Regions from separate parts of the Mus musculus genome. Here region 2 is linked to region 1. A link is a contact called in ENCODE Hi-C data. All regions are on one chromosome and are shown on one strand. Each heading gives the region's core, a stretch centred on a gene start or an enhancer-like site at or near the end of the contact. The rest is flanking DNA. Distances are from core to core; before and after follow the strand shown. Region 1 overlaps Scarb2 (scavenger receptor class B, member 2). Region 2 holds the start of Stbd1 (starch binding domain 1).

Evidence for each region. Hi-C counts contacts between places; a loop is a spot of excess contacts on that map.
Region 2: a loop to region 1 is called in a map of heart, with 2.7 times the contacts of the local background. The contact joins the promoter of Stbd1 here to the enhancer-like site in region 1. A Hi-C loop is called at or near these places in 1 of 37 maps with a recorded cell type or tissue (heart).

Annotation. Positions count from the first base shown.
Region 1 is chr5:92,438,335-92,443,170 of GRCm38, forward strand. It overlaps Scarb2 (scavenger receptor class B, member 2), which reads right to left. Exons shown (of 12, transcript NM_007644.4): 12 at 2,977-4,836. Among named protein-coding and RNA genes, the nearest start is that of Nup54, 5.6 kb to the left of the region's middle. Within about 2 kb of position 3,322, at least 1 of the 3 ENCODE cell types and tissues checked has a DNase peak (open chromatin) inside an H3K27ac peak, as active enhancers do; it is heart, where a contact is called at or near this core.
Region 2 is chr5:92,600,541-92,605,121 of GRCm38, forward strand. It overlaps Stbd1 (starch binding domain 1), which reads left to right and starts at 2,511. Exons shown (of 2, transcript NM_175096.3): 1 at 2,511-2,797; 2 at 4,342-4,581. The coding sequence starts at 2,569.

The DNA of each region.
Region 1 (4,836 bases), core at 2,072-4,571:
TTGTTGGGGTCGAGGGTCCTGGGGACACCCCATTTTTGTAAGGAGGAATTCCAGGTGCTGGTGGACATGACCTTATAAGGAGAGAGGAAGTGTAACCTGGCTACCAGGGAGTGGGGCAAAGGGCAGAGCACAGACGTATACACACCGGGACACACAGGCCGGGGGCAGGGGTAGAGAGAGTGACCCTGCTCCAGCCAATCTCAGAACAAGATCTCTGGGGTTTGGACCCCACTCTTGTTCCGGACCCATCCGACGGTTCCACCCACACAACACCTACGCAAATTAATTTTCACGAGATCCCTCTGGTTACCATGGGGAAATTGAAGGGGGCCTGCATATCTGTGGGAAGCAGGGCTGTTAGGGGTACTGAAGGGTTCCATAATGAAGAGATAACAAAGGCTCGACTGTAGCTCCGGCATGTGATGTTGGGAGAACAAACTTCAGAGAGAGGTGATAAATAAACTACATAGCTTCACTGCTTCAAGAACACAAGGAAACTCCCTGGTTGCTGCTCAAGTAGATACGGGTAAATGGTGGGTCACTGTCTACTCCCTGTATGCTAAAGATGCACACTGCACCATGGTTTCTCTGTTTTAAAAAAAAAGTGCTATATGTTTAAATATGTTGTCAGAAATGAAAAACTCCATAGAAGAGTTGGCATATAAATGTTAAGAACTCACCAAGTAAAAACCTTAAAAAAACCCAACTCTCCCAAAAAAGTAAAACTGAAGTATGGACCGAGCCAGCCTCTTAATTGAGCCCACAGTTTATGTCAGCTCTCTTAATTCATTCTTCACCCTGTAGCTAGCAAGGATCTTCCTAATCAAGCATGGTGTCTACCCACCTTCCCGGGCATGTCTATTGAAAACCTCCAATCATTTCCGATTGATCTTGATATAAGGCAAAACACCCAAATCCTGAACATGGCCTGAGAAGCCCTGACATAACACGGCCCCTGCTTCCTTCCTAGTCTCACTGCCCATTGGTCTTTCTTTCCTGAATCCCAGCCAAATACCCTGGTCCTGTGTAGTGGGTTAGTTACTTTTGTATTACTTTGAAGAGACCCTGACCAAAGCAACCTACATTAGGAAGCGTTTAATAAAGAGACCCTCACCATTTCTAAGGGTTCATCTATTATCATTCTGGCAGGCAGGCATGACAGAGGAGTAGTAGCTGAGAGTTTGCAGCTGAGCCCCAGGCAGCAGCAAGCAGAGAGAGTTGGAAGAGTGGCTGGGGGGTGGTGGTGTAGAGACAGAGCACAGGGAGAAACAGAGACAGGCTGGGCCTGGAATGAACTTTTTAAACCTCAAAACCTACCCCCCTCTAACATACCTATTCCAACAAGGCCACACTTCTGAACCCTTCTTAAACAGTCCGCTGAGAACCAGCCATCCAAACATATGGGCCTACAGGGTCATTCTCAGTCAAACTCCCAATTGTAGTAAACCTGTTCCCTCCTGCTCCTTCCTGGCTCTTCCTACTCCCTCCATCCCAAGGCCAGCCCCTAGTCAGTCTCAGATCTGTATGCCATCATTGTAAGTGATGGCTGAATCCCCTTGCCTGTATGTCTATGCAGTCACTCCTTTCCCCACTAAACTATAATCTCCATGCTCCTCTTTGACATGTATAGCATGTGGCATCAAGTAGGTACTTTTTATTCAAACACACTGTTGTGAGCATAGAGGTACAACATAGAAACTGCAGTGTGGTATCACACACAGTATGACTGACTGTATTTATAGGAAATGTCTGAGAAAGGCAAGTCTCTACACACAGAATGTAGATTAGTAGTTGCCAGGGGTGTGTCTATAAGCTAGCAAGGGTTCATTGAGATGGTGAAAATGTATACAGTTCAGTCAGTTTCCTAATCATTGCACTGTACATGCCAAAGAAGTCAAGTTTTTTTTTAATTAGGTATTTTCCTCGTTAGAAGTCAAGTTTATAGTGTGTATAGTATATTTTAAAGGTGTTTAAAATCTTTTTTATCATCGGTAAGTGAAGGAATGAAGTCATTACTGGAAATAAGACTTTTATCTTTTGTTAAATCAATAGGGATGTTTCTATACTCTGTATTTTGTGGCTCTTATCCTATATTATATATTAAATACTGTTCCTAGGCATATGTTTTAATATACTTATTGGTCTTTTGAATATATATTTCTGGATTCTTATAATCCTAGCTTTGAGACATTTGGGATAGGTTTGGTACGTAGTCTAATGTGTCTCTGTATAGCTTTGGGTCAGAAGAAGTCAGTATGAAGAGCTTCCCTTGTGACACAAGCAGCTGAGATTGGGTTTGGGGTTCCTAGAAAGGACATATACTAGGGCCCAAGTCCCTTCACACATAAGGACATCTGTAACACTTGACAGGAAACCCGATGAGAGCTTTTGTTCCACTCTGATTTCAGATGCGGTTGGGCTGGGATGTTTTAAAGGTAATCAGAATTTTAGGACTAATAGTTTCTTACTAAATGTCCCCAGAATCAAAAGCCCTAGGCCCCCAGTAGTGTCTGATCTCCTAGCTGTGAGGGTCTTCTTCTTGGTGGGCTGTGAGCATTTCGGTTGATGTGGTTAGAGGCAGCCCAAGGTAAGGATGGCAGTGAAGGGATATGATAGGACTTGGGAAAAAAAACACTGAGGGGCTGACTGGAAAGATAAGGAGATGAGGAAAGGGCTTGTGGAAAGCAGTTCCCAGCTGGGGAAAGAGGCAGAGAGAGAGAGAGAGGAGGGGAAGAAAGGGAGGAGATGGAGAGGGCCTCCTAAGTCCAGCTAGAGAGCAGTTCTAGACCAAGGAGCCTCCTAACCCCGAGGCTGAGCAGCTAATCAGACAACAGCTGTCCCCTTAGTTTAGGCTTGCTTCGGTGTTTGTTACTAATGCTCCTTCCACCATCAAAGGCTTCCAAGCCTCCAAAGAAAACACTGAGGAGGAAAATGTCTCAACTGAAATGCCATCCAATGAGAGACAGTTCACAGTGAAACTTTATAGAAACTTTCTTTAATTAGTGAAACATTTCATTGTATTATGGGTAGAAATAAAACCAGGTCAAGAAGCACAACAACGAACCAACTCTGTAAGCCACATGAAGAGCATTCTGGTCAGTCTTTTTAAAGCCAGGCAGGCACAAGCAATTTACACCAGTAACAATGCTCAGAGGGCCTTTTGAAGAATTCACACCGCAAACAACAAGTTAAAAGTTATCCCCCTTAAGCAAAAACCCCAATAGGGGTTAGTTGTGTAGTGCTTGTCCCATTTGACCGTTAGTGATCTTTGTAAAGCACAAGGAAGTGAAATCTACTGGGCAGAGCCTAGAGCCTATGTGGAAATGCCTATCCCCTGCCCATCCCCCACCCTGTGCACTCCCAGTGCCCTGCCACTCTGTGTCATGAGAAGGATGATGGCCACAGCCTTTGGGGCCCGTCCAGGAGAATGCCCTCAGAAGAACGAACACAGGGAACAGCTTGCTATTTTCAGCCCCGCACTGAATGGGTAGATTTGTTGTTAATCAACCTACAATTCTGACTGTGCCTTGTGGGTTTGCCATGGACCTTTTAGAAAGAAAACACCAAATGAACCACTGCTATTCACAACCATGGCACTAATAAAGGATCAATCTGTTTTTGGTCTCCTTTTCTATGTGCGATCATGTCTATCTACTATGTACATCACTAAATGCTATAGTTTCTGTGTTTAAAAATCTCCTTAGAGATGATTATATCCTGAAAATAGGAATGAACCAATTAGTATGCACTAGCTTATCAATTTATTAGTGTGGATAAGTAGTTGCATAAACACAGACAGGTGTAGTGCGTGCCTGTAATAGCAGCACTTGGGAGGCTGAGACCGGCTCACTATAAATTCAAGGTCAACCTATGCTACATAGTGAGTTTCAAGATAGCCTGAGCTACAGAGTGAGACCCTGTCATGAAGCATGAAGACTAAGATGTGCCAACTACCGAGTTAAATATTGACAAAGTCTAAAAATATTTGTCATTACTAAAGGTCAGATATTTTCAGTTTAGTTTCACATATTGGTGATTTGGGGTGTCTAATTTTTTTACTTTGATTAGTAGGAAAGGTGAAAATTTAAAGAGCTGTCTCTCTAGAAGGGAAACATCAGCCAAGCATGGTGGCTTATGGATCCCAGCACTCATGACACAAGGCAGGCGATCTCTGAGTTCAAGGCCAGCCTAGTTTACATAGTGACTTCCAGAACAGCCAAGACTACACCAACCCGGTCTCAAAAACTACCAAAATTTTTTTAAAAAAGGGAAACATTGTGTATTGCTTTGTGTCAATAGAGGAAAATTTGGGCCTGTATATTAAAGCAATGTTTTACTTCTAATATGTATGTGACATCTCAGTTTTTAAAAAAATTTAAATATACTGAAATTCAGTTTTCAGGGAATTCTATAAACAGCTAGCCAGATAATGTATAGGGTTCATTGAAAAAAAAAAAATCAATGGTGTAAGCCTTTAATCCCAGCACTTAGGAGGCAGAGGCTGTCAGATCTCTGTGAATTCGAGGCCAGTCTGGTCTATAGAGCGAGTTCCATGACAGCCAGGGCTACACAGAGAAACCCTGTCTTAAAAACTAAGCCACCAAAAGATAAAAAATAAAAAAATAAAAACTAAAACAAACAAACAACCCCAAAATAGTGGACTCTGAGAATCATGGACTCTGCCCTCCAGGATAGCTGAGGTCTGACGGCTGTGACACTAATGTCCTTAGTCCTACACGGAAGCCATTGCCTTCCAAAGAGAAGCAGCCTGGCTGCTCGACTCCTTATCTGAAGTGCCTCTGACTAGCAGTCTAACATTTCTCGCTCTGTCAGAAA
Region 2 (4,581 bases), core at 1,261-3,760, 160 kb after region 1:
TTCTTTTTTTTTTTTTTTTTAAAGATTTATTTATGCTGGGCATGGTGGTGCACGCCTTTAATTCCAGTACTTGGGAGGCAGAGGCAGGCAGATTTCTGAGTTCGAGGCCAGCCTGGTCTACAAAGTGAGTTCCAGGACAGCCAGGGCTACAGAGAAACCCTGTCTTGAAAAACAAAAATATAAATTAAAAAAAAGATTTATTTATTCATTTATTTTATACATATGAGTATACCACCATTACACTCTTCAGACACACCAGAAGACAGACACCATTACAGATGGTTGTGAGCCACCGTGTGGTTGCTGGGAATTGAAGTTGGGACCTCTGGAAGAGCAGTCGGTGCTCTTAACTGCTGAGCCATCTCTCCAACCCATCCTTTCTCTTCTTATTATGCTTCTCTATATTATCTGTGTGTCTCTCCTCTTCTACCTCTCTGTCATCTACATTTTTCTGACTATCTATGTAACTTCTTTGCTTGGATCTTAAATTCTTTAAAATTTTAAATTAATCTTAAGTATACTTTGATCATATTCTTTCCTCCCTTTCAGCTCATCCCAGAACCTCCCTGTCTTCTTACCCACCCAACTTCATGTCTCCCCCTTCTCAAAAACAAAACAAAACAAAAAAACAACAACAAAACAAACAAACAAACAAACAAACAAAAACCAAAATGAATATAGAAACACAAACTTAAAAAAAGAAAATTAATAAGACCAAAAAAAAAAAACCCCCAAATCAAACAAAACAAAAAGTATACACACACACACAAATCCCCAAATGAAACCTGGAGCTTGTGTGTGTCAACCATCTACTCCTAGAATGTGGCTGATATACCCAGTGAGACTCCATTGGAGAAAATGGATTTTCCCCTTCCAGCAGGCAGCAATTGCAAGTGGCTTCTTGGTCAGGGGTGGGACTTGGTGCTCACTCCCCCCACTGCCTTCAGTGCTGGGATTCTCTCTGGTTTGGGCTTCTGCAGGTGTTTTTCAAGTCGTTACAATCTCTGTGAGTGCGTAAGTGTTTCGAGTCCCGTTGTATCTGCCAGACACTGTCTCGGTGGAGTTATCCACTACCCCTGGCTTCCTTCTTCCACCATCCACCTCCTCTTCCACTTAGATCCCTGAGCCTTTAGGGGATAATTTAAAAAAGTCATCCCATTTAGGACTGAAAGCTCCAAAGTCTCTCTCTCCACACGGTCCAGTTGTGGGTCTCTGTGCTAGTTCCCCTCTACTGCAGGAAGCAGCTTCTCTGAGGAGGGCTGAGTGATGCTCTGATCTACAGGTATAGCAACAGTCTATTTGAAAGTTAAATAATTTAATAATAAAACAGGAGTCAGTATTGCTCTGTTCTCCACCTCTCTACCAGTTGCAGCCTATGCCAAGAGAGGAGCAACCCACCAGGAAGTCTCTCTCAGGAGATGTGTGATCTCTTGTGATCTCAGTGATCCAGCGAGGTGCACTGTTGAGTGATTGATCCTCCCAGAGGGAGCCATGTTAGCAATAATTGCAAGGCATATACTTTCCAGCTGTGGCCTCAGCAACAGGATGTATGTGTTTAAAGGAAAGACTCCAGGTAAAACACCCGGCTCTTTACCCTGAGTAGTGTGCACATCAGCACAGCAGTGTGGTCCTTCCTTCACAGGATTTCTGTTGTGTGAGGACCAATTTAAGTTCATACACAAAACACTTTGACTATATGATGCTTTGATAAAGGGTTGCTGCTTTATTAATATTTACTTGTAGGGGCTCCGTGTCTGGGCAACATCCAGTTCAGCTGGGTGGGTGGGTGTGCAGCAACACGCGTGGCGAGAGAGAGAGAGAGAGAGAGAGAGAGAGAGAGAGAGAGAGAGAGAGAGAGGAAGAGAGAGAGAGAGAGGAAGAGAGAGAGAGAGAGAGAGAGGAAGAGAGAGAGAGAGAGAGAGAGGAAGAGAGAGAGAGAGAGAGGAAGAGAGAGAGAGAGAGAGAGAGAGAGCGCCAGAGCCTGTAACTCCCCACTGGAAACGGGAGAGAATTTCGAGTTTGAGGCAGCCTGGGGTACGGAAAGACTTCTAGGCTAGTCTAGAACCTTTTTTTAAAAAAAAGAGTGTAGGAGGTCCCAGAGGTAAAGGCGAACAAGATTGGCGGAGGTGGTGGGCCTTTATGTAGAGATTTGAGAAAGCTGGGGATGGATTGGAGCTTCCCCTAAGCCCCTGCGCCCTCCCCACGATCCTTACTCTCTCCACCCCTAATTGTGCTAACCGTCCAGTGAGAGCCTTCTCCGGCCTCAGAGCTCCGGGCGCCCATCTCCTGGCTCGGAGCTGTGCGTAACCGGGCTCTTCTGGCGTGGGATAAAGTGGAGCGGGACCAGGTGTGGAAGGGCCGGCAGCGGTGATGGGAGTGGGCGAGAGCCGGGTTGCGGGGCGGGGCGAGCGGGGCGGGAGGCGGGGCCAGGAAAATTCGCGGCGGCCGTGGAAGGCTGGGCTGGCGGCCAAGAACCTTAAAAGGATGGGGCGGGCGGGGTGGGTGTGGCCGTTCGGGTGAGCGGAGCCCTGCACTGGGGCTCGTAGTCTCCCTCAGCCTCTCTCAGCCATGGGCGCCGTCTGGTCAGCCCTGCTGGTCGGCGGGGGTCTAGCTGGAGCGCTCATCCTGTGGCTGCTGCGGGGAGACTCTGGGGCCCCGGGGAAAGACGGGGTTGCGGAGCCGCCGCAGAAGGGCGCACCTCCTGGGGAGGCTGCGGCCCCGGGAGACGGTCCGGGTGGTGGTGGCAGTGGCGGCCTGAGCCCTGAACCTTCCGATCGGGAGCTGGTCTCCAAAGCAGGTATTCTTCCTCCCCTCGAGCTAGTTGTTTTGAAGTTCTCCGGGGAAGGGGAAACGAAAGGCACTTGGAGCCATGCGGGTGGGTTCTGGTGGACCACCTTCCCCGACCTCGGACTGAACCTTCTTCAGCCCTCATCGCGTTCTGGGGTTGTCCTGTCCTGGAGAGGCCACGCGGGTCCTCCAGAGGCCGCGCCCAGCTTCTGCCGCCTCAGCGGGCACAGGCTCCTCCGCCTGGCCGCACTTGGAGCAGTGTACGAGGATGGCTTGGGGGGGGGGGGGCATCTCACAACTCTTCAGTTCCTGCTGAAGCTGAGAGGGACATCTTCTGAGTCCCAGTCGCTGACATACCACACCCCTCCTTAGATCTGGGGCTTATGAACACTCACTTCCTACTATCTGGGCAGCTTTTTCAGGAAAGTAAAATTCAGCTTAGACTTAGGTCATGAAGGCCACTGTAGCTGAGGCTTTGTGCTGGCGTGTGAACAAGTGGTGGCCTACTAGGGAATCGAACTCTGATGAGAATTGTCACCTAAGTTTAAATCTACATTTTAGAGACCCTGCATCAGGCAATCAGTGTGCACTGGCACAAACCCTTACCTCCTGTGCCCTTTGCCCAGCTGCCTGGCAGAACTTATTTTTAGTGGTGGTCATTTGTAGCTACTACGTGAAAATCTTTCCCACGGCTGGGTTTTGATAAAAGGTTCTTCAGAAAATTAGGACTCCAGAGTAATATTTGCTGACATCTCACTTTGAAGGTCATCATTAAAAAGAGGCAAACATGTAGCGCAGAGTTCTCCTAACCCCTGCTGATTTATGGTTTTAGGGCGGTCAGGCTTCTAGGAGAGGTCGCCAGGAATGAAGCCAGGGTTTTAGAGAACTTGGATAGTATACTTTTAAGAATAGTTTTTATAACTGTATGTACTTATTAAGGAGGGTGGGTGGGATGGGAAAATCTTGTGCTTGTTGAAGACATTACTTTTCCCTCAAGCCCTCCCCACCCCCACCACACCCCCCCCCCCCAGCTCCACTCAGTCTTGTTCTCGGTTTTCTTCACACTGACTGCTATGCTTTCCAGTTAGCTGGAGCTGGCCCGTCTTGTATTCACTGCCAGGGAGTTCAGGTGTACTCTCAGGTGCAGGGTAGCCATGTAATCCTTTGTTCTATAGAAGCCACCAGCATGTGAGGCTGGGCCTTGTGCTAAGCTCCTGCCCCAACCCTTGGACAGCATTTTTTTTTCTTCTTTTCTTTAAATGACAGGAGCCAAGTGACTTAACTTTGGATACCTGCCAACATGGTCTGGACTGTGGGAGACTTTGCAACTTGCCACTTCATTCTCTCTCATGGTGTGTGCTGAGACTCCCCAAGTGTGCTTTTGATCGTTGGCTCTACATGTGTGCTCTTAGAGCAGTGTTGGGAATGTTCAAATAGGTACTTGCTTTTTTTAAAACAGAGCCTTGAACTGTACATAGAAATAAAGACAAGAGCAAAAGTTTTCTGCGTCTTCCTTTGTGAACCACCTAATGTTACTGCCCTTTCCTTTCTTAGAGCATCTTCGAGAAAGCAACGGACATTTGATTTCTGAGAGCAAAGATCTTGGTAACCTGCCGGAAGCACAGCGGCTGCAGAATGTTGGAGCAGACTGGGTCAATGCCAGAGAGTTTGTTCCTGTTGGGAAGATTCCAGACACACACTCCAGGGCCGACTCTGAAGCGGCAAGAAATCAAAGCCCAGGATCTCATGGAGGAGAATGGAGACTCCCCAAAGGACAAGAAACAGCTGTCAAAG